2 separate regions of the Mus musculus genome follow, and region 1 is linked to region 2. Evidence: chromatin loops called from intact Hi-C (ENCODE). Cell type or tissue: left cerebral cortex. All regions are shown on one strand. Links, peaks and the distances in the headings refer to the core of each region. The heading gives the core; the rest is flanking DNA. Region 1 overlaps Dnaaf5 (dynein, axonemal assembly factor 5). Region 2 holds the start of Prkar1b (protein kinase, cAMP dependent regulatory, type I beta).

The links. A loop is a pair of places that touch in the nucleus more often than their neighbours do. Peaks named below come from ENCODE experiments on the same cell type or tissue, not always from the same donor. Only the 100,000 strongest peaks of a DNase experiment are listed, where the experiment ranks them.
Region 1: a loop joins it to region 2, with 2.1 times the contacts of the local background. A loop is called at or near these places in 4 of 42 quality-filtered maps.

Annotation. Positions count from the first base shown.
Region 1 is chr5:139,178,774-139,191,200 of GRCm38, reverse strand. Dnaaf5 (dynein, axonemal assembly factor 5) reads right to left here. Exons shown (of 13, transcript NM_001081265.2): 11 at 9,628-9,784; 12 at 6,482-6,673; 13 at 4,691-5,691. The coding sequence ends at 5,555. Among named protein-coding and RNA genes, the nearest start is that of Sun1, 16 kb to the left of the region's middle. In left cerebral cortex, for the core only: no CTCF peak of the experiment used is centred there; a DNase peak (open chromatin) is centred at 6,139; H3K27ac peaks cover 208 bases.
Region 2 is chr5:139,129,244-139,141,670 of GRCm38, reverse strand. Prkar1b (protein kinase, cAMP dependent regulatory, type I beta) reads left to right here and starts at 11,919. Exons shown (of 11, transcript NM_008923.3): 1 at 11,919-12,027. In left cerebral cortex, for the core only: no CTCF peak of the experiment used is centred there; a DNase peak (open chromatin) is centred at 6,561; H3K27ac peaks cover 824 bases.

The DNA.
Region 1 (12,427 bases), core at 4,822-7,321, 50 kb before region 2:
GACCTGGCACCAAAGTGCACCATCCCGATCACACAGGGGTCTCCCCTTCCCTGAGACACGGGCCAGACAGCACTTACTCACCCACTTAGGAGAGAGATGAGTGTTCTAGTTGCTCTCGCCCATCTGTGTATGTATTTTAATCCCTACATGAAAATATTTTAGGACTTCTTAAACACAAAAATAGAAAAATTGGTACAGAGCATTCTGGTCTGTTCTGCTTGACTCCTTATAACATTAGCATGTTACATAACTAAGGCACAGAAGTGATAGACACCAGGAGTTTAATACTGGACACAGGACAATTGATAAAGCTACAGATGCAATCCAGAGCCGACTGCTTCCCTCCTGTGTGTGCGCGTGCATGTGAGCATGTGTGTGTGTGCTTGCACATTCATGCATGCATGCACAACCCACATGTGCATGTCCGTTGAGCCCAGAGGTTGACATCAGGTATCATCTTTTTTGTTGTTGTTGTTTTGAGATAGGATTTCTATGTGTCGCCTTAGCTATCCTGGAACTCTCTGTAAACCAGGCTGGCCTCAAACTCAAGAGCTCAGAGATCTGCCTGCCTCTGCCTCATAAGTGCTGGGATTAAAGGCATGAGCCATCACTGCCCACTGTCTGGCATCATCTTAGTTGATATTGTTCGTTTTTGGGACTGGATTTCTCTGTATTAGTTCTGGCTGTCCTGGAACTCGCTGTGTAGACCAGGCTGTCCTTGAACTCAAGAGATCTACCTGCTTCTGCCTCCTGAGTGCTGGGATTAAAGGTTTGCGCTACCACCACATGGTTATATCCACCTTTTTTTTAAAAAGTTTTATTATTTAAAAATTTTAATGATTTATATGTCTGCACCTACATGTGGGTTTGTGCATGGCAGTGCAGGTGGTCTCAGGGTCCAGAAGAGAGTGTCAGATCTCCTAGACTGAGTGAGAGGAGATTGTGAACTGCCCAGTGTTGGTGCTGGGAATCAAACTGGTGTCTTCTGGAAGAGCAGCCATCACCCTCTGCCTGAGCCATCTCTCTAGCTCTTTTCCACCTTATTTTTTGAGATACGAAAGCTCCCACTAAATCGTGAGCTCACAGACTTGCCTAGAGTGGTTGGTTAGCGAGCTCTGAGCTCCTCCTGCCTCTAACCTGTCCCTTAGTGCTGGCTTATAGAGAAGAAGATGAACTGTCTACATGGGTGCTGGCGATCGGAACTCAGCTCCCCGTGCTTGTGCTACAGGCATTTTCAGGACTGAGTCACCTCCCTGGCTGTTTTTCTTTTCTCTTTTGGGGATTGAGCCCAGACCTCGTAATGCTAGGCAAGTACTCTGACTCAGAGCTATACCCACACCCCAGCCATCTTCTTTCTTCTTCCTTCCTTCCTTCTTTCTTTCTTTCTTTCTTTCTTTCTTTCTTTCTTTCTTTCCTTCCTTCCTTCCTTCCTTCCTTCCTTCCTTCCTTCCTTCCTTCCCTTCCCTTCTCTTCTTCTTCTTCTTCTTCTTCTTCTTCTTCTTCTTCTTCTTCTTCTTCTTCCTCCTCTTCTTCCTCCTCCTCCTCCTCCACCCCCCTTCTTCTTCTTCTCCTCCTTTTTTTTTTTTTTTTTAGGTAGGTTCTCACTAAGTTGCCCAAGCTGGTTTTGTATTCTTTATTATGTAATCCTCCTGCTTCAGCCTTATGAGAAGCTGAAATGACAAGCCTATATATACCACCACTACCAGCTAACATTTACTTCTTGGTGAAAGCAAGAGACTGAACCAAAGATACACTGGTAGCACATGATAGGGAGGTGCTCTACCACTGAGCCACGGCCCCAGCCCTCACTGGGGGATTCTAGGTAGGTGCTCTACCACTGAGCCACGGCCCCAGCCCTCACTGGGGGATTCTAGGTAGGTGCTCTACCACTGAGCCACATCCCAGCCCCTCACTGGGGGATTCTAGGCAGGGGCTCTACCACTGAGCCACGCCCCCAGCCCCTCCCTGGGGGATTCTAGGCAGTTGCTCTATTATTGAACTACATCCCCTTCCTTATTATTATTTATTTTTGATTTTTCGAGACAGGGTTCCTCTGCATAGCGCTGGCTGTCCTGGAACTCACTCTGTAGACCAGGCTGGCCTCAAACTCAGAAGTCCACCTGCTTCTGCCTCCCAAGTGCTGGGATTAAAGGCGTGTGCCACCACTGCCCGGCTCCTCTGTGTTGTTGTTGTTATTATTATTATTATTATTTTTTTTTTTTTTTTTTTTTTTTTTTTGGTTTTTCGAGACAGGGTTTCTCTGTATAGCCCTGGCTGTCCTGGAACTCACTTTGTAGACCAGGCTGGCCTTGAACTCAGAAATCCACCTGCCTCTGCCTGCCAAGTGCTGGGATTAAAGGCGTGCACCACCAATTATTATTTTTAATTTGAGTGTGGGTGTTTTGCCTACGTGCATGCTAGTGACTGATGCCCATGAGGTCAGAAGACACCTGACCCACTAGAACTGGATGGAATTCTGGATGGCCGTGAGCCACTATATGGGTGCTAGTCCTCTGCAAGAGCAGCAGGTGCTCTTAAACTGTGAGCCATCTGCCCAGCCCCCCTTTAATTGTGTGTGTGTGTGTGTGTGTGTGTGTGTGTGCAGATGACGAGAAGAAAACTCCCATGAGTTGGTTCTTTCCTTCAGTCATGGGTCCTGGGGACTGATTCAGGTCGTCAGGTTTGAGTGACAAGCACTCTTGCCAGTTGAGTCATCTTTTGGGCTCACCTAGCCTGTTTTACTTTTTATATTGAGGCAAAGTCTAGGTGGTCTTGAACTCACTCTGTATCTATCTTAGACTGGCCTCTAATTTTTTTTTTAATTTTTTTATATGTTTTTTGAGACAGGGTTTCTCTGTATAGCCCTGGCTGTCCTGGAACTCACTCTGTAGACGAGGCTGGCCTCGAACTCAGAAATCCGCCTGCCTCTGCCTCCTGAGTGCTGGGATTAAAGGTGCGCACCACCACCACTTGGCCTTTTCTTTTTCCTTTTTAAAAAACTAAATTGTATTTATTTGCGTGTTGCAAAGAGGGCATGCAACATGTCTTTTTGTGAGTGTCAGAGGATAACTTGGCAGAGTCAGTTCTTTCCTGCTACCATGTGTGTCCCAGGGCTTGGTGACAGGTGCCTTTGCCTGAGACATCTCTCCAACCCTTGAATACACTCCTGTGTACCATCCATTTGTGTGAGCACACATGCTACACTGCATATATGGAGGTCATTCTTTCCACCGACCCTTTCATCACTGGGCTTGCTCAGCAAGTCGTTTCACCCACTGAGCTGTCTCACGGGCTGTGACACATTAAGAAGCCCATTTGTTAGCCAGGCAGAGGTGGCAAACACCTTTAATCCCAGCCCTTTGAAGGCAGATCTGAGTAGAGGCCAGCCTGGTCTCCAGAGTTCTAGGGCAGCCAGGGCTATGCAGAGAAACTCTGTCTCAAAAAAGAAAAGAAAAGAAATCCAGTTGTTTACATGGGCTTGACTGAGGGGTTTTGTTTTTCAAAAAGAAAGGTGGGCATGAGGAGGAGAGGACACAGCTCCTGACCTCATTTTCCCACTTCCACCCTAGGGAGGCTTCTCTTCCAACTGAGCATCTTCCCTCCTAAGGAGGCAGCTGGTGAGATGGCCTGTCTGCACTGCTAACAAGTGTCCATATGATGCTAATGTGATGGTGGTTAAGTGCGCTCACCCCACAGGCTCCTCAAAGCGGTCTGCCTCAATGGAGGTGGTGCTGTGGTGTGTGCCTGTCACCTAATAGCCCACTCTAACTTCAGATCAATAAAGCAGCTACAAATAACCCCCGACTCTATGGGACTCACCTCCCCAATCTGACTCAGCCATTATGTTTGGAGCAATGGGAAACAGGCCCACACCATGAGCAATGTATCCACAAGGCTTTTGAGTACAGCTGGAGCCCCAGCAACAGCTGATCCGGAAGATCCATGAAGCCTAGGATACTTACTGGATATCTCTTTGCAAAGATGCGATGCTGAGCTAGGGGTGGAGGGAGGTGACTCCTGCTTTAAATAAGTGATGGGCTGGGGGCATGGCTTATGGGTAGAACACATTGGCAAAGTCTTAAGTTCAATACTCAGTAATGCACAATAAATAAAATAAAATGCCTGGTGCTCTGACCAACAAGATGGCTCAGCAGGCCAAGGTGCTTGCTGCCAATGCTGTCAACTCGACTTCAATCCCCAGGACCCACATGGTGGAATGAGAGACCTGAGTCCTTCAGGTCCTACTTCTACATGTACGCTGTAGCCTATGTGCACTCTTTGACAAATACAGATTGTAATAGATAAAACAAAGAGCTGAACAATCTTGCACATGACCGACAGAGCTCCAGGCAGCAAGGATAATGGGAAATGGACAGAATGCAGTTTCAGGCCGCAGTCCCTGGGCCAGGCACTCTGAGGCCAAACTTCACCCACCTGGATGTCCAGCCTGACTCGGGACCATACTGGTGTACCCGGCTTACCCTGGTGATGGCTGGGCCTTATTGGCCCTCCAGCTACCTCATGTCAGAATGCAGGTCATAGCCAGTGATGACTGTCACTAGAGGGGCCCATCCCATGGAGTCCACAGCCAGCATCCCTCAGGCTGGACCACCTCAACACCGACATATGGAGACAGGAGCTGTCTGTACGGATGTAGTGTAATCAGTCAAATCACACAGATGGCCACACAAATAACTATAATAAATAATTTAATTCCATAAATGGCAAAGCAGAAATGTTAAAATTTGTTGGACACGACCCCCCCCCCCCCCAACATTGTCTTAACAAAAATATAGGCTGCGGCTAAGAACCACTTAGAAATCTTTAGGCACTTGGTGGAAAAGACACTGGAGAATGGCCACCTTACTGACTGCTACAGCAAGTGGTAGGGATGAAGGCTGGTTTCCTAGTCTATCCTTTACCCACGGGCATCACTAATACTGAGAAACAGAAACACCAGGACAGTGCACCCACACTGCAAGACATTCCAGTGTATTTAAAATCGGGAGGAGCAGGGTGGTAGTGGTGCGGGTCTTTAATCTCAGTGTGGGGAGGAAGAGGCTGGTGGATCTCTGAGAGTTCCAGAATAGTCAAAGCCTCACAGGGAAACCCTGTGTCAAAACCCAGAATAGTTGGGAGAAACTTTATCAGTGAGTCAAGACTGGACACTGTCCTCAGCACAGGATGATGGGACAGAGCCCAGAGGAAGTGGATGGTTGGTTGTTTTATAATCCTTTGGCTTTCCTGCAATGTGAAGAGCATTATGGTGAATCTGAAAGCAGCCCAGGACCCCTGGGGCTTGTAATTTAAAAACATTATGTTCAAGCAGCTAATTGGGAAGCTGGCGTGTGTGTGTGTGTGTGTGTGTGTGTGTGTGTGTGTGTGTGTGTGTGTATGTGTGTTACAAAACCCCAGAAATCTGCTTAGGAAACACAGAAGCTGATGTTCAAGCACCATCTGGGGGCCCAAGGATGGCCCGAGGCCATGGACACAGTGTCTCAAGTGCGAGGTCTGCAGGCCACCACTGTCTGCCTTCAGTAGCTGATGCACACAGTCACCGAGCAGCGGCCATGGTCTGCATGTGCTGCAGCAGCTGCTCGCAGTAGGTAGCTGAGCGGTGTTTGTGGACGACAGCCTCCGTCTCCCGCACCAGCACATCTGGGAACAGGACGCTGCCCTCCTTGAGGACTTCTAGAAGAGAGCATAGAACCCTGAGTCCAGCATCAGTGGGCTGGGTGCCCACCTCCCAGCTTTACAGAGCTGGCAATCTTTCTCTCTGGCTGCTGGGTAGATCCCACGGGGCTGAAACCACCTTCTTACATGCATGCAGAACTCAAGGGGAAACCTTTGAGTGTTCTCTCCTTCTACCATGTGGGTTCTGGGGATGACACTCAGGTGTCCACCCTTGACAGCAAGTGCCTTTATCTGCTAAGCCATCTCGCTGGCCCTGCAGTGTGTTTTATTATGAACAAACAAATGGCAAATCTCTTCCAGCAGGTGCTCAAGCCAAGGAAGCCAAAGAGGCTCAGTGTAGCCAGAGTCTTCCCTCACCCCCTGCAACGACTCCTCCCACTCTTCCCTCTAAGTCAGCAGCATCCAGAAGCTGGCCTTCCTGCATCATGCTAAGCTGTTTGTAACAGTATTCTTATTATTTTTATCCCTTCCTCCCCCTCCCCGCCCCGTGTGTGTGTGTGTGTGTGTGTGTGTGTGTGTGTGTGTGTGTGTTAAATATAAAAAAGTGGGGGCTGGAGAGATGGCTCAGCAGTTAAGAGGACCTGGATTTGATTCTCATATTACATGGCAACTCACAACCACCTGAATGTAACTCAAGATCGAGGGTATCCAATGTCCTCTTCTGGCCTTCATGGCTATTGCATGTTTGGATACACAGACGTGCACAGGCAAACACTCACATCACACATACCTGGTCTCAGGGCACTAGAAGCCACAGGCCCTACAGACTGTAGCCTGGAGAGCTTACCTAGGACGGTGTCTTGAATGGCACTCTCTGGGTCATCCAGGTGGACCAGCAGCTCCCGGTACAGGAACTGAACGCTGCTCTGATAGGCGGACTTCCCATCCAAGCTCTCGATGCACTTGAGCCAGGTGAGCAAGGCAGAAGCAGCTGCCATCCTCACATCATTGGAGACATCATCTAGGCGCTTCAAGAGCTCTGTGGGGAGTGGGAGTAGGCATGAGGGCCAAGGTGCAAACGTGGAGGGCCTTTTCTCTGGGGCCCAAGAATCCATCTCTCAGAAGAGGAGAGTCCTCAGCACTGGCATCTTCAATGATGGCCCTCACTTCCCTGAAGCTGTTCAGTCCCATCAGCCCTGAGACCCCCATGACGACCTAGGCGCACACCAGACAACAGCATGGGCTGACCTTCCTCACACCTGCTGCAGGCTCACGAGCCTGAGGCCAGCAACCCCACCACACTGTCACCCTTGGTTTGTTTCTGTGGGAAGTCCTTCACCAGGCTGCCTGTTGCCAAAACCAGATCTACCTTTCCTGACAGGCAGAAACTTCTTGTCCCAAGACAGGGTTTCTCTGTGTAGCCCTGGTTACCCTAAAACTTGCTCCATAAACCAGGCTGGCCTCAAACTCAGAAATCCACCTGCCTCTGCCTCCCAAGTGCTGGGATTAAAGGTGTGCACCACCACTGTCTGGCTGGAACCTACTTTTATAATACAAACGTTCTGGAAAACGCACAAATGGGTAACAGCTGAGTGTTAGTTGGGAAGGCTCTTTGCCCTGTACCAGAACGTTGAGTTTGTGCTGCCAGACACCCTTGATCATGAGCAGGATGGCCCTGGCTTCCTGAAGGCATGAAAAGCATCACTGCACAGGCAGAGTGCAAGGCCGCCTGCCAGGAGCACAGGCAGAGTGCAAGGCCGCCTGCCAGGAGCACAGGCTTTAGGACAGGGACCTGAAGGAAGGACTCGTGGGGGTCCCCAACATGCTGGGCTCTGGCTGCTTCTTGCTCACATACTTTGGACAGGCACAGAAGGAAACCATCTACACACCTCAGGATGACAGAGAACTGAGTCCGAGTCACGAGAGCAAGACCGGCTGAGGCGTAAACCTGAGTGCAAGGACTCACCCATCCCAGGCTTGGTGGCACCCAGACCAATTCTGGAATTACAGGGGGTTGATGTTCGTGGGGCTAACTTGCAAGGGTGAACAGGCTGGGGGCAGCTGACACTGCCCTTTATGAGCAGTCCCCTCTGTCCTCTGTTCAGGGTTGGCCCAGGGCACCTACACAACAGCCTCCTCCTTGCACTAAGAAGTCGCAATGTGGTGCAGAGCTATGCTTGCCATAATGGCAGAGCAGGAGCTGTGCCCAATGTGTGCACTCTCCCACTGGCACTCCCTCCTAAGTAGGAAGCCACCAGCCCTGGCAGTCGACAGCAAGCATTAGCCAAGCTTGCTAAAAAGTAGAGCCACACAGACTGTGGGTGGAAACAAAAACAAAACAATCAGAAACTTAATGTGAGAGGCCAGCAGAGCCTGTGGGGTTTTCTGGTAGAGATTTCTCCCACCTCAGCCATTCTGTTCTCTAGGCCTGAGAATCCAAGTCTACCTTCAACCCTGGTCACCATCTCTTCTGGAGCCACCGCTTCGTCCCTGGAGAAATACGCCTTGGTTCCTCCTGCCAGAGGCTGTGTTAGGGAGCTAAAGGCCTTTAATGCACTCGTTTCTCCTTCGGCCATTTCAGAGTTTATCTAATACTCTTGGGAGACTTTTTATTTAAAAGATGATCTCAGCTGGGCGGTGGCGGCACATGCCTTTAATCCCAGCACTCGGGAGGCAGAGGCAGGAGGATTTCTGAGTTCGAGGCCAGCCTGGTCTACAGAGTGAGTTCCAGGACAGCCAGGGCTACACAGAGAAACCCTGTCAGGGGAAAAAAAAAAGATGATCTCATTGATTAGCCCTGGCTGGTTCGGAACCTGCTATGTAAACCAGGCTGGCCTTGAATTCAGAGATCTGCTTGCTTCTGCCTGGGAAGTTCTAGGATTAAAGGCACACACCTAGCATGCCTAGCCTAGGACTTTTTGTTCATTCTGAGACAAGGGCTAGTGAAGCTAGGGTTGGCCTTGAACTCAATGCTCTTGCCTTCACATCCAAAGTGCTAGGATTATGGTTTTGTGCCATCATGCCTGGCTTTCTTGTTTGTTTTGAGACTGGGTCTCATTGTGTAGACCTGGCTGGCTTGGAATTTTCTATGTGGCCTGCCTAGGATTTGCAATAGTGCTCCCTGCCCAGGCACTAATCTCAAATGCTGGGATTAGAGCAGTGTGCAAGAATGGCCAGGTCTTGACTTGCCTCTAAAGGATGTTACTATTTTGGTTTTTGACAATAGCAAGCCACTGTAAATGGGAACCCTGAGGGGTGTGTCCTCAGCCCTCTAAGACCACCTGTCCTGAGGACCATCTACCAGCCCTGCACTGTGCTGGGGCTGTCAGCAAGCTAGCGTGGAGACTTAAGCATCTCTGTGCTGGCTTTCCCCACGTCCCCTCACGCTCACTGCTCCTCAGGACGCGTCTGTTCCTCTTGTGCTCTGTTCTGTACAGTACTGTCCCGGGTCACCGCCTGGGATCTTGTTGGCTTTGACAGCCTCATTATCTCTGTCTCTAACTGGCTTGGTGCTCAGGCTGCCTCTAGACAGGTAATGCAGCTGCCCACATCATGCCCCACCACGCCAGCTCCAGGTAGATTGCTCTCTGTAGCAATGGCAGATAGAAACCTTATTTCACACACACACACACACACACACACACTTACTTTAAACTGGAACCTGGAAAATTTCTGCTTCAAGGAGGGTCTCCCACCTTTATTGGCTACACCCTACCGGTCCTGGAAACAGAGCCTGGCCTCCATCTCCAATAATGCCCACCTCTTGCTTCTCATGAAGGCTGCTCAGTCAGGACTGGCTCATCTGTCACTGTGATGGCATATGGATACCCAGCAGGAGTCAAAAGAAATATTCTCTCTATGTCTAACTACAAGAGAAGTTACTAAATAACGTGGTGTGTGTGTGTGTGCGTGCGTGTGTGTGCGCGTGCGTGTGTGTGCGTGTGTGTGTGCGTGTGTGTGCGCGTGTGTGCTCACGCACGCCTGGTGTCTTACCAGGATAGACCTTGAGGAATTTCTCTGGCTCCATGGTGTCCCCTGAATTCTTGAGGAACATGTTGATGATGCGGCAGGACATCAGGCGTGTGGTCTGGGAGTCGTCCTCCAGCGTAGCCAGCACTTGTGGCATCAGGGTCTCTTGTGCCTCTTGCACCTGCAGGCCACAAATGGGTGTGAGGAACGTGGGACCACCCATGCTGTCAGCACACCAGTGCTCAATGCCAGGCAATGCAGCTTGAATGCTGCGAAGCACACCTACAAGTAGATTTGAATCTTTTTGGTTTTGTTTGTAACAATAAAAGTTTTGCTTATCTTCTGTGTGTAGGTCTGTGGGTGTGCAAGCGTGCAGGTACACACGTGTAGAGGACAATCTGCAAGAGTCAGTTCTTTCCCTTAACCACACGGCTCCTGGGAGCACACTCAGCACATTGGCCAGGCTTGATGGCCACTGCCCTCACTTGCCAAGTCACCTCACTGGCCCTTGAATCACTTGAATTTATTAATTATTTGTTTTTCGATTCGAGGTTTCTCTGTGTAGCCCTGGCTGTCCTGGAACTCACTCTGTAGACCATGCTGGTCTCACACTCAGAGCTCTGCCTCTGCCTCCCGAGGGCTGGGATTACAGGCCACCACCAGTCACTTATTATCGGCTCAGAGTGCTACAGGATAGGCCAGGCCACACAAGGCAAGCAGACCATGTGAATTACAGACAGTTCACCTGTAATCCCAGCACTTCAAGGGCAGGCTCTGTTAAACAGGGAGTTCTAGGACAGCCTGACCTACAGAAAACCACCCCAATGGAAAAACCAATCAACTAACAAAAAACCCATCAGGGGCTTGGAGAGAAGACTCACTGAGATGGTAGAGAACTTTCAGAATCGAGATCAACCCAGCACTCATGGACGCGCTGGGTGTGGTGGTGTACATCTGCATTCCCGGTGCCAGGCCAGGAAGAGACCCACGGTGGACAGCATGTGAGGAGTGACTTCCGATGCTGCCTTTGTTAGGGCTACGTGGCTTACATATCCTAAATCACAGTCTGCTTCGGGAGGCAACGGGGAGGCAGGGGCTGATGCATGGAGAGGCCATGGAGGATGCTGCTCACTGGCTTGCTCAGCCTGCCTTCGTTTAGAACCCAGGGCCGCCAGCCCAGGGCTGTTCCCAACCACAGTGTACTGGCCCTTCCACATCAACCCTAGATCAAGAAAATGTCCTACAGGCTCGTCTGCTTACAGCTGGATTTTCTCAATTGTGGTTTTCTCCTCTTGGGAGAATCTTAGCTCGTGTCAAGCTGACATAAAACTAGCCAGGACAGATATTCAGAAGTTAATTCTGGCACTCATGAACAAACACGAACGAACACACACACACACACACACACACTACAAAGAAAAAAAAAAGAACCCTTTGCTCTACTAAAATAAAATTTGAAGTGTAGGCAGTTCTCCAGGGGTTCAGTGGAGAGAAGCGCAGGGAATGATGGGAGCTGTAAGGGCTATGACAGGGAATTTTGTTTTGTTTTGAAAGTAGGAAAAGCTGGGCAAAGCCCTATCCTAGTGAGCACTAGAAGCTGAGGCAGGAGATTCATAGTTCAGTCTGCCTGGATTACAGAGGAAGTTCAAAGCCAGCTGAGGACTCTTACTGAGATCCTGTCTCCAAATTAAAAGTGGAATCAGTTAGGAACACAGATTAGCCACAGAACACTTGCTTAACATCCCCCAGGGAGAGGACTGGGCCTGTGGCTCCATGGTAGCCCCTGCCTAGAACCTTCTAGTAAAGGGCCTGGAGCTGTGGCTCAAATGCAGAACACTTACCTGGCATGTAATGGGACAAGCCTGGGAGATAAACCACATTTAGATGCATATATAAGGCTTCACGGGACACGAGAATGAGGGAGGCGTGAACCAGTGAATGGTTCACAGGCCTGTAAGTGGCCTGAGCAGGGCTCTCGTGATCAACAAGAGGGCATCACCTTTGCTGAGGAGGTGAAAGGGATGGGAGGGTAGGTGGTGCCAGTGAAGGAGGTGCTGATGGGGACAAGCAGTGTGGCTGCATGCCCTGGGCTGAGGGCCTGGTGAGTTATGACTGTACTGCCACCAAGTGGCTGCCTCTGTGACACTTTGCAGGGAAGCAGAAGGGCTTCTGGAAGTGGGCCTTCTCATGGTGTAATAAATACAAGAAAACAGCGGGCAGCAGGATGATGGCAGGGGCTGACTAGATAGGGTACCAGTGGGAGACGGTGGGGGATCTTGGGGAGGGCATCCATGTCAGGAGGGAAGGGATCACAACACAAGGGGAGGGCTTTGCCTGCAGCTTTGCTGTTCTAGAACAGAAATACTGCATTTTCTCTAAAGTTCAGATCATCTTAACCATTTCTGCTTTAATTTGGTCAGTCGAGTACCTCAGATCCTACCCACTGTAGAGTGCAACATGTGAGAGTTAGGTAACGACCCCTGTTGTCAGCAGGGGGCGCTCACACACCGTGAGCGGATGGCAGGCAGAGGAGCCGTGCAGAAGCCTCACCTTTCCATGGCTCAGTCGCCTGGCTCACTTCACTGCTTAGAGCAACGCAGGCCTGGCCTGCCACTCTCAGCCACTTCACCTGTGTGTGGTAAGAGCTGAGCCCAGGGCTATCCCTCATCCTAAGCTTGGAATTTTGTGAAGAGCATTCAACAGAAACTGACTTCGGAGACCATTTACCCAATATCTGATGGAGAATTTCTGTGGCACTAATCTTAATAATACGTGCTACACTGTGTGTGCAGTTGCAGCAGACATAATGCATATGTGTGTTCAT
Region 2 (12,427 bases), core at 5,593-8,092:
CACATAAATCAGATCTATAAAACTCTTGGAAGTGTATTTGCTAAAGTAGCCAGCAACAGTTTTTCCCCATGCATGCAAACCTGCTGTAGAGTCTGGGCTGGATTCCAGGCATGCCAGTGGAAAGTGGTGGAAAGAGAATGCGCCCAGCCATTCACAGCTCTTGAGTTGAAGAGACCTGGCGCAGCCGCTTCCTGTCCATCAGAACAGGTGCATCCAAGCTCTAAAGGACAACATTACAGGGAGGATACCGTCTGGCTGGAACTCTCCAGTACTGGGGCAGCCTGGTGAACCTGCTCCGGGCTCCTACTTTGCAGTCCAAACCAGTATCCTCTTTGTAGGAGGGAGCCAGGGAGCTGAGGAGGTATCTTCCTGCCCTGGTCTTCTTCTGGGGCTGGATTGCAGCCCTCTGTAGGGGTGGTGCATACTGCATGGTTTTGCTGATCTCTTGGGATTTAGGTTGCTTTTATCTTTTGGCTGCTGTGAAGAAGCCCTTTCCAGAATAGCAATCGTGAGCTCGAGAATGCTGCACATCGTTAAGGCTCTTGTCTTGCAGCCCTAAAGCACTGGATCAGTTCACAGCTGCAGGAGAAACAAAAGCCGTAGGATCGCCCTGACCTCGAGCAACTCTCTTCTGAATAACTCAAGCAGAACCTGGGAGTTGAATTCATATTTGCACAACCATCTTTTGTTTGTTTGATTTGGTCTTGGGAGATGGGACCCAGGGTCTTAGCGGTAGCCTTAGTACTCTGCCATGGCTGCGTGGCTACCCCCTCAACCCATGTTCTCCGTAGCATTAATCACAAGATGAAACAACCCAGATGTCTGTCACTGGTAAAAAGGCACACGTGACCTGATGCACAGAGGACTATGAGTCAACCTTAGGAAGTGATGGCTCACCAACTCCGGAGTGAGTCGTGCACAGACGGGTAAGGCTTACAGAAGGCAAGCAGCATGGCGGACTTGGTGCTGTGCACCTGAGTTGCCATGTATGCTCCATTGTGGGGCAGACTGGCCATCTGAGGAGGGGATGGCAGAGTGAGAAGGGGGAGGACGGGTTGGTCTGTCCCTTGGATCCCACAGAACAGCCCTGTGGAGGAAGTCAAATGTTTTCCTCCCAAGTCTGATGTGATCTTAATGACCTTACGTTACAGCCTCTAGCGCGTAGGAGTTGACATCTTTATGGGTTATATCTTTCTTCTTTTTTTAATATGTGTGTGTGGCATAGCACATGTATGATGTTCAGAGGACAACTTTTGGGAGTTGGTTCAAATTCAAATCATCAGGCTCGGAAGCAAGCAGTTTTAGCCACTGAACTGTCATCTCACCAAACCTACACTGGGTTTCTATCTTAATGTAAATATGGAACTTTTAAATTATGTTCCAGCCAAAATATAGCAAGGCCATCTAAATTTATTCTGCTTAACTCCCCGCACTGCATATATTTTAAAGCCCCTCAAAAAGCAAGGAAAAGGGCTTTTCAAGTGTCTTCCAAGAAGTATGTCTTCTCAACCAGTAAACAGATTTTGGCAAAATTAACTCAGGTTCATTCATTTATTGTTTCTCCTGACATACATTTATTGGGTTGTGGGAGACACTTTCCAGGTGTTCAGCTAAGACTGAGTGAAAGATGGGTGTCTTTGTTAGGGGTTTCAATGCAGTGAAGAGACACCATGACCTTAGCAACTGTTATACAGCAAAGCACTTAATTGGGGCTGGCTTACAGGGTCAGAGTGTGATGATCTGTATATGCTTGGCCCAGGGAGTGGCACTGTTGGGAGGTGTGGCCTTGTTGGAGTAGGTGTGTCACTGTGGGCATGGGCTCTAATACCCTAGTCCTAGCTGCCTGGATGTCAGTATTCTGCTAGCAGCCTTCAGGTAAAGATGTAGAACTCTCAGCTCCTCCTGCACAATGCCTACCTGGATGCTGCCATGTTTCCCACCATGATGATATTGGACTGAACCTCTGAACCTGTAAGCCAGCCCCAATTAAATGTTGTCCTTTATAAGAGTTGTGTTGGTCATCGTGTCTGTTCACAGCAGTCAAACCCTAAGACACAGAGGTTTAGTCCATTGTCTTCATGGCAGGAAGCAGGGCTGCACACAGGTAAACATGGTGTTGGAGAAGTAGCTGAGAATTCTACATCTGGGTCAACGGGCAGCAGGAAGAGAGCATGGGACGGAGTTTGGCTTGAGCAATTGAAACCTCAAAGCCCACCCCCAGTGACACACTTCCTCCGGCACCTCCTAATAGTGCTACTCCCTAGAGAGCCCGTGAGGCCATTTTCATTCAAACCACCACAGAGTCAAAGCAGGTGCTGCTGCTCCTTGCCTTGGGAAGTTGCCTGTCCAGAGTCCAGGGATAGTGCAGTACAGACCATTGTCCTCTGGCTTTGACATAGCCCTTGTGTTCTTCATCTGTCAGCAGCGTGATCACCAGAAGACCTTCACAAGACTGGATCCTCAACTTTCAGTCCTGAGGCAGGGTGGGGGCCTCAGCAGGCCCCACTTTTGTGAGGATTTATAGATGGTTAATAATTGCTAGGGAGGTGTGGCTCTGGGGCCCCGCCCCTTCCAAAGATTTATAGGCAGTTAATGATTGCTAGGGGATGAGGCTTGTGAGGCCCCGCCCCTTCTGAGGATTTGTAAGCGGCCATGGATTTGATGACGGCAGTTATGTATTGTCGTCCCCTCTGAGGATGTAATGGTTATAGTGTTGTGGCTTCTGAGTTGCCCAAGTGCATGTGTTACCAGTTAAAACAACCGAGTCACTGAAGTAGACGTGGATGGGATAGTTTGGTCCCTCTCTGTCCATTGGTGTCCTCTCTGGAATGGATAGACTTATGTTCATTTCCCTGGGGAAAGCCACACAACAGACGACAGTGGAACAGTGGACAGTGGACAGGATCCCTGGGGACAGGGAAGGCTCTGCCTGGTGGAACATCGCCTGGAATTGTGGGGTGGGGAAAGAGCGAGGTCTGGGGGCTGCTGCAGAGTAGTGGTTTTGCGGAGGGAGGACCAAGTTTGGGGAAGTGGATTGGACAAAGGCTGCTGCTACTCACCCCAGGATGAACGTTTGTGCTTGGGCTAAAAGCACATGAGCGAGTGAGGCAGCTGAATTATTTCATGGGTAAGTGGACTGAAGGGGAGGGAAGCTGTCACAGGGCTGGCGGGCTCTGGTGCCAATCCTGAACAGATGGAGGAGTCCGTCGCAGAGACAGAAACACTGGCAGATGACCAAGGCTGCAGGGGAAGGCATATGCATGGTTGGGGGCAAAATGATCCTGAAGTAGGTGGTGTTGATTATGTAACATTGCTGTTTAATGAATCACCCATCCCAAAATGTTGAAGCTCACCGAGAAGGAAAAAAAAAGAGAGAGAGAGAGATGGTTTTATTTTAATTCATGCAGAATTGTTTCATCATTTTAACAGACACATAACATTGTACAATAACCTCATGAGCTCTTTCTTGTGGTTATTTAGCACCCACCCAGTGTTTCTGGCTTCATGCATTTTTACAAAGAAGCCAATATAAACACATAAACAGCTGTGTTGGTTTATGTGCAGAAAGATACAGGACTGCATAGATAATCCAGTACTCATGAGGACTAGTCAATGGGGGGCCACTACAGAAGGCAAGCTTTGCATTCGTACCCTAAAGATGTTTATAAACTGACCTCCATACATATGTTAAGTATGAAGCCCTGTGTGTCCCCCCCAAACTCCCACCAAACCATATCATCAGGTTCTTGGATGTGTGTGTCCCTATGCCATGGTGTGCCTGTGTGGGTCAGAGGACAGTTTGCAGGAGTTGGTTCCCTCCTTCCACCTGGTTACCAAGGATCAAACTCAAACGATCAGGGTTGATTGCAAGTGCCTTGACGTGCTGAGACATCATCTCGCCAGATCCCTGTCTGTGTTGTTTTGTTTGGTTTTGTTTGGTTTGGTTTGGTTTGGTTTGGTATTGTTGTTTTTTGGAGATAGGGTTTCTATGTAGCCCTGGTTGTAGCCCTGGCTATCCTGGAACTCACTTTAGACCAGGCTGACCTCCAACTCTGCTTCCCAGAGTGCTGGGATCAAAGGTATGCGCCATCACTGCCTGGCATATTTCTGTGACATACATGTGCTTGCACAATCACACACACAATAAATATTTAACATGGGGCTGGAGAGATGTCTCAGTGTTGAAGAGCTCTCTCTGAGGACTGGAACACTGATCCCAACGCCGCACCACAAGCCGCATCCCCACAAATGCTCCAAGGGAGCAGACTTCTAGGGGGACTGACTTCTAGGGTTTGCTGGTTTCCAGCCAGGCCAAGACACTGGCCCTGGCCTAGAGACCCTGACTCAGAGGGGATGGGCTCTAAAAGGTGGGAATTGGCCCCTGATGGCTTCTGGTTTCTATCCATGTCCCTGCGGGCATCTGTCTGCCAAGTGCTGGGGTAAAGATGTGCGCCACTGGCCATGTCTTCTGTTGTTCTGTACGTTCTGGAGGCTGAGCTCAGGTCAGCAAAGCAAACACTTTTCCCACAGATCCATCTTCCCAGCCTGTTTTACAATTAATATTTTTCCTCAATAGGTTAGAAATGGTGTCTCTGCACATACTGCCCTTGCAGAGGCTTGAGTGCCCCAGTACCCACATCAGGAAGCTCATAACAGTCTGTTAACTCCAGATCCAGGGGATATGGCCTCTGTGGGCACTGCACTCTCTCTCTCTCTCTCTCTCTCTCTCTCTCTCTCCCTCTCTCTCTCTCTCTCTCTCTCACATACACACACACACACACACACATACACATACAAATTGAAAAATACAAATAAAATACTTTTTACAAATGGTATCTCTGCAGATTCAATCAAATTTTATTTAATATCCAGGGAGGTTAAAAATCCCCCCTTTATGATAAGTATTATATATATGTAAGTATATATAAACTTTGTCCTTCTCATCTCCATCCTCCTCCTCTTCCTTCTCCTCCCCCTCCTCCTTCTGCTCCTCCTCCTGAATACAAGCAGCACCAGACCAACTCTATATAGAGAATATCTTATATAACCCAGGCTGGCCTTGAATGCCCACCCCTGCTGTCTCTATTTCTGTTACAGGCATGAGCCACCATGCCTAGCAATAGAGTTCCGTTTTGCCTTCCAAATGTTTGGGCTTTTTGTTTGTTTGATTCAAATCATGATCTCACTCTGGAGCTCACACTGGTCTCCACCCTCTGATCCTTCTGCCCTGGGAGTGATGAGCTTATAGGCTTATAGGTGTATGCTGCTATACTCTGACTGGTGGGAATTTTTTATTAATGCATGACTTTTTACTTTAATACATCAGATTACCAAGTATTAACACTGTGACTTCTGTAATGTGTTTAACGACTTCTCGTGCACTATCACGAATTTCCTTAATCTTGTAACTATGTTAGCTTTTTTATTCACTTGAATTCTATTTTAATCGGTTTTTTTTATTCAGCAGGATTTATTTATATATTCATATGTATGTATGCAACAATAACAACTTAATAATAAAGGCTATAAAACAAAGTAAAAAACATTGGCTATTAAATAAAAGTATATAGATAACCTTTACTTTGCATTGTTAGAAACATGTCCCCATTTAACAATATTATACATATTTTGTTCTATGTCACTGGGAATGTGACTTTAATGGAAGAATGGGCTGCATTACCTTACTACAGTGATCAGTGAAATTTGCTGTATCTTATAATCACTCAGGTGCTGTAAAAGTCCTCTAAAACCATTCTTCACTTTAACCAATTTAACTATTTGCCAATTGTGCTAGTTATCGCTGTTTTAAAACTTCTTGTCTTCAAATTATATGTTGAATTCCTATACTGTTTTTATTAGTCTTTTGTTGTTTTTTGCTGTTTTTCAGTGCAAGAAATGGAACCCAGGACCTTGCATATGCTAAGCCATTGGTCCTACCTCTGAGCCACACCCCAGCCCCTCACTGGGGGATTCTAGGCAGGGGCTCTACCACTGAGCCACACCCCAGCCCCCTATTGAGGAATTCTACACAGACTTCATTCCCAGCATCTTTTCTTCTATTCCTGCTTTGAATTGGATCTCTATAGTTGTATAACATATGACTACAGATTTAGTGGTGTGAAGCAGCACCTATTTCATGGTATTTGAAGGCTAATGTCCAGGCAGAGCTTGGCATGGCCTTCTGAAGGCCCCATTACTGCCAGTGCAGGGTCCTTTCCTAGGTAGGACCAGGACAGATATTTTCCCATACTTTTTGGTAGTATCACTTCCTGGCAGTTAGATCTGGCCCCCACCCCCTTTTTTGCTATCCTTAGAGACTGTACCAGTCTCTTGCCATATGACTCTTTGCACATGAGCTCACAGCAGGTCTGCTGGCATTTTAAAACCATTCAGGGAGACAGTCTCCCAGCCAGACTGATATCAGTATCCATGTAAGCTAGACATGGACCACACACAGGATTGTCGACATAGAATTTTTGTAACCTACTTTTAATAAATGTTCAACCTCTCCTCTAGCTCACCACCCACAGAGGGAGTGGAAAAGAAAAGTTGTTAGAATATGGGGGAAGTAGACCTGTTTAGCAATAGTTCTTTACGGGGGTGGGGGGGGGGCGACTTAATTTTCTTTGTTAGCAGTTCAGTCCTGTAGCAAACACCAAATACAGATTAGCAGCTGTAGACCAGTCCTCTTGGTAGACCGACAGCAAGCACGGACCAGCAGCTGTAGTTCAATTCTGAAGAAATTGCAAGGCTCACTGAAATGGTGAGAAGTTTCAGGAACCTCACGAGCAGTTCTTTGGCCAGTTTCTCTCAATGGCTGGGTCACCTACCACAAGCAGAGCTCAACAACGCTATATAAGGCAAACCGAGACACACGTGTTGTTAGCGAAGACTAGCCAGGCAGAGCAAACCAAAACAATGCTCCAGCTCCCACTGTCTGTGAGGTCATATTTATACTCCTTTATCACGTGTCCTTTCACATGTTGGCTTTTGCAAGACATCCTGTCACCTGTGTGCCCCAGCAAAACATGATTTGACATACCGACTTTCCAAAGAAGCTAGAAATTTCCAGTTCACAGGCTGGATATCTTACCACCACGTTGGTGGAGTAAAACCAAGTCCTGTGCAGCCCTGGGAAAGAACTCCAAAGCATGCATGAACCCTTTGGGGGGTGGGGTTGAGTCTCGGGGCTAGGACCAATGGGGACTTGGATGGCTTTCTGTTTTGTTCTGTTTTTCAAGAGAAGTGCTGGGCTTACCATTGGGCTGTCGTGAAGCCTGCCCCTTCAAGACTGGATCAATGTCCAGGAGTCTCCAGTGGGATCCACTTCCCAGATGACTGCAACGAACAGTGTGAAGTTCAAATATTAGAAAGCGCTGCTCAAGCAAAGCCTTATTTGCTCCGCTGCAGGGGCATTTCTCACCAGTTCACATGTCTGCAGAAGGTCCACACCCAGCCAGGCCTGGAACTGAAAACACGACTCAGTGGTAGAGCACTTGCTTAGAATCCACTAGTGAGGGGCTGGGGGCGTGGCTCAGTGGTAGAGCACCTGCCTAGAATCCCCCAGTGAGGGGCTGGGGGCGTGGCTCAGTGGTAGAGCACCTGCCTAGAATCCCCCAGGGAGGGGCTGGGGGCGTGACTCAGTGGTAGAGCACCTGCCTAGAATCCCCCAGGGAGGGGCTGGGGGCGTGACTCAGTGGTAGAGCACCTGCCTAGAATCCCCCAGTGAGGGGCTGGGGCGTGGCTCAGTGGTAGAGCACCTGCCTAGAATCCCCCAGTGAGGGGCTGGGGCGTGGCTCAGTGGTAGAGCCCCTGCTTAGAATCCACTAGTGAGGGGCTGGGGTGTGGCTCAGTGGTAGAGCCCCTGCCCAGAATCCCCCAGTGAGGGGCTGGGGTGTGGCTCAGTGATAGGAAACCTGTGTATTCCCTCCACCCCCATCTGCTTGTTTTCCTGCCTCAATGGGGACTCCTTCCCAGTGGCGTCATTTGCATACCCAGCATTCCAGGTCTCTGGAGAAGAATCAGGTGACTCTCAAGGAGTGGACCGAGTTGTCAGTTCCAACTGACACAAGCCACTTGACTGCCATAGACTCAGGTTCTGAGAAACCTGTGGTTTACTAACAGAATGCATGGAACACCCCTAGCCTAGCCAGCACCCCCACTCCCAGCAACACAGCCTGATTACCGCTTGCTCAGTATCAGGCTTTCCATCAAACACAGATCATGCTGAAAGTGCTGCTGCTGCTGCTGTCCACTATCAAGAAAGAGCATCAGGACCAGGCACAGTGATGCACACCCACAATCCCACTACTCAGGAGGCTGAGACAGGAGGTTCTTGAGTTTGTAGTTGGTCTGGGCTACACAGCAAAACCCTGTCTCAGGATATCAAAAATGGGGCTGGTGAGATGGCTCAGTGGGTAAACCAGTTTACTACATAGGCCTGAGTTTGATCCTTGGGACCCTGGTAGGAGACAACCAAATTCTCAGAATTGATCTCTGACCTCCACATGACCTCATGGCACATGCATGTCTACATTCACATACCATACCATACACACAAACACACACACACACACACACACACACACACACACACACACACACACGGCGGGGGGGGGGAGCACAAATGCATGCATGTGTGCACATAACACAAATATGGGGGGGAGGTGGAAAGTGATAGAGGAAGACACACAGGGTCCAACTCTGGCATCCTCATGCTTGTACACACATATGTTCAGGAATATATACATAAACTATCAAAATAAACAAAATGATACTCTATCTCATGTTAGCCCAGAAGAGGTAAATATTTTTAAAGTACCATTCACACATGGTTCCTGTTTCTTTCCCACCATCACAAAGCCAAAAATATGATTGAGACTGAGACTTTGTATGTGGGAGAAGCTGAGCTTTGTGCTCTGCACCTCCCCTCGGTTTGCATCCCCTCAGCACACGTTCTCTGCCTTGACATGAGCATTTCCCAGCATCCCCTGGTGAGTGTCAGTCATCTCTTCCTGCTCCTTTGGGAGGAGTTCTGTACACTGGACGATTGGGCCAGAGACGGGGTCCACACCCACACTGTCATCTCCAGGGCCCCAGTCACAGAGTCATGGCTATGCCACGTCTGTAAAGACCATGGTTTAATGAGCCATCTTCCTTTCTGAACTCCACAGAACAGCCCCTCACCATGCACCATGAGTAAATAAGATCAGCAACTCTACCTCAGTGACTTTTTTCTTTTGCCTTTTATTTATTTTACTTACATTCTGGAGACAGGGCCTCTCTAGGTAGCCTAGGCTCACGTTTCTATTTTCCAGTTTCCAGGTGCCGGGGACCAACATTCATTTTGTGGCATGGGGTGGGGCATGTTGGGGTGTGTGTGTCTCACTATGTAGCTGTGGATGGCCTAGAATTCACTGCATAGACCAGGCCTCCAACTCACAGAAATGCCCCTGCCTCTACCTTCCCAGTTCTTAGTTAAAAGCTATCTTCTTTTTTGAGATAGGATTTTCTCACTGGCCTTGCCCAAATTCCCCAAGTAGGCTAGAGTGGCTGGCCAGGGAATCCCAGGTTCTATCCCCAGCACTACAGGAAGGGAACCTCAAGAAGCCAAGGTCCCTGGACTAGGTTACTAGAGTAGCCCAGACATAACCAAGAATGGCAGGAGCTGCCTTCACAGGGGGCCACAGCAGCAGGCATTGCTGTAAGGCCCAGGGACCTGGTTCTTGGTTGGTTCCATAATTCCTGATGGCTAGCCCCTGACCAAGGGTTCTTGTTGTGACAGGACAGTTCTATCCAAGGGGACTTGCCTTTCAGGCAGTGTACTTCAGTAGACGTCTGCTTGTGTGTGTGCGCCTTGTGATCTGAGGACTGTTCTTGAGGGTCACCCCACCTCTCCGAAGGAACAACATGAAGGGTAGTCTTTATAGGGAACTTCAAAAAACAGAGAGCCCCTTAGAGGTGGGGATGGGGTCCCCAGGGGAGAAAACCCAGTCCTTATTTATGCATGTGGTACATGCCTACAAGCCTAGCATTTCAGAGGTAGAAGAATAAAGATCAGGAGTTTAAGGCCCATCCTTAGTGATTTTGAGATTAGCCTTGGGTTAGTAGCAAAACAAAAAACAAAAAACAAAAACAAAAACAAAAAAGGAAGAGGAGGAGAGTGGAGAGCAGCCCTGGAGGATTCAACCCCATAGCCCAAGTTCCAGGATAGAAATTGGCTCCTTTTTGCTGACTTTGCTCAGTGCTTTCTGCATCCCCGCAGGAGCCAGGAGGAGTTGGGGCTAGAGAGGGAAGTGGGTGATGGAGAAGGCAGGTGACCCCATCTGAGTGCTGGCAGGTAGCAGCACATGAGTTACTTAGGAAAGGCAAGTTTTCGTTTTGGTAAGATGGGACTTGAATTCTTGAAAAAAAAAAAAAAAAGACCCTTTCCCACTAGGTATGTCTGTCACTCAGGTGGACAGATCTGGGGAGGCAGGCTGGAGGGCAAGGCCAGGGAAGTGTGAGCTACATCTTCATCATCATCATCTTCTTCTTCTTCTTCTTCTTCTTCTTTTTCTTCTTCTTCTTCTTCTTCTTCTTCTTCTTCTTCTTCTTCTTCTTCTTCTTCTTCTTCTTCTTCTTTTTTGGTTTTTTGAAACAGGGTTTCTCTGTATAGCCCTGGCTGTCCTGGAACTCACTCTGTAGACCAGGCTGACCTTGAACTCAGAAATATGCCTGCCTCTGCCTCCCAAGTGCTGGGATTAAAGGCATGCACCACCATGCCCGGCTGAGCAGTGTCTTTTTTTTATTTTATTTTATTATTTTTGTTTATTTTATCATATACTTGTTTTGTTTTATTATTAATTTCATTCTAGATTTGATTTTATTCGAGACAGAACCTCATGTAGCCTAGGCTGGCCTCAAACTTGCTATTGTAGGCAAACATACAATACAGACAATGCGCTGCTCCTGTTGCTACACCCCACGTGCTGGGATCACTGGTGTGTGCTGCCATGTTGGTGCATTGCTGGTGATGGGACCCTGAGCTCCTGCATGCTAGGCAAGCACGATATCAACTGAGCCCTGTTCCAAAGCAGCAAGTCCTTTTACAGCAGTTTTCCTTCACATTGGCAGGAAGAGGTGTGGGCCACCGCCAGCCCTGCCTGCTGAGAGCACAGGCCAGGTTGGTGGCCATGTGGAGACATGTGTGTCAGGAGGAGGAGGGCTGGTGAATGTGGCAAGAGGTATCAGGCAGCTGGGCAATGGGGTACCCCTGAACGATAGGGAATGTGGGCAGGTGAGTGGAGGAACAAATTCAGGGAGCTGGTCAGTGTAGATAGACGAGTGGGGAGCTGGTGAATGGAAGAACAGATTGGGGAACAGGGTGTGAGCACAGGTGAGTCAGGACAGGTGAGTGGGGGGAATACGTGGTGGACTGGAGAATATAGACAGGCCAGAAGATTGGAGATGTCTTCTCCAGCACCTTTGAGTCTCATCCTTCCTCCTGCAGCTCAGATCACTGGGAGAAGATGGACTCTGTTTCCACAGGAGCAGATGGCGCAGGACAGGATGCGTGCGTGGTGGCTAATTTTTGCTACAGGCCTCGGCTTTAGAGTGGGCAGGCACTGAATGAGACTCAGAATGACAGCTCAGACAGAGCACGGTGCCACTGTGCCCTGAGCAGAGAGAGCATCTAGGCCCGGAAGGAGCGGCGCCAGCCAGGTCGGGCTAGCTTAGGAAGAGAGGAATGGGGTGGTAGGAGGTCCGGGTGGCAGGACCTGTGTGTGTGCGGGGACGCGGGGCCTGCGCGACAGAGCTCTGGTGTGTCCCTGGCATTCAGAGACAGCTGTGGGGCGGTCCCTGGGGAGGACAGCGGTCGGTGGGCGACCCGCGCGGGCGCGGTGCGCGGGGCCTGGCGGCCGGCGGCGACGCGCAGCGGGGGCGGGCGGAGGGCGGCGCCGCTGCAGTGCGGGGACCCGCTCGCCGTCCCCGCGTCCCCGCGTCCTCGCGCAGCCTCCTCCGGCCTCGGGCACCGCGCATCTACAGGTACGCAGGCTGGGGTGGGGTCTGTGTAGGGACCCGGCCCTATCTGGAGCTGGGTGTCAGCGGGAACTGGGGTGGGGTGGGGGACTCACGGGGACACGAGGGATTTGGGGAGGGGCGCAATCAGCCCCGCGGGGCTACGCGGGTGGAGGCGGGGGTGGGGTGGGGGGAGAACTGTTGGCGTCCAAGGTGGTACCAGGCCTTTGTAAAAGCTCTCAGGACAGGGTTGGGTTGGTCCCCTGTACCCACCAGGGTCTGGAGGCGCCTTGCACTCACCACCATCTGGGGGCGTCCCCAACTCTCCTCTGGTGGGCCCAGGGTTTGGGGACCGAGTCACGGTATGTGTGTGTGTGTGTGTGATTCCCCATCCTTCTGAGGCTAGGTGTACCTCCTCGTCCTCATC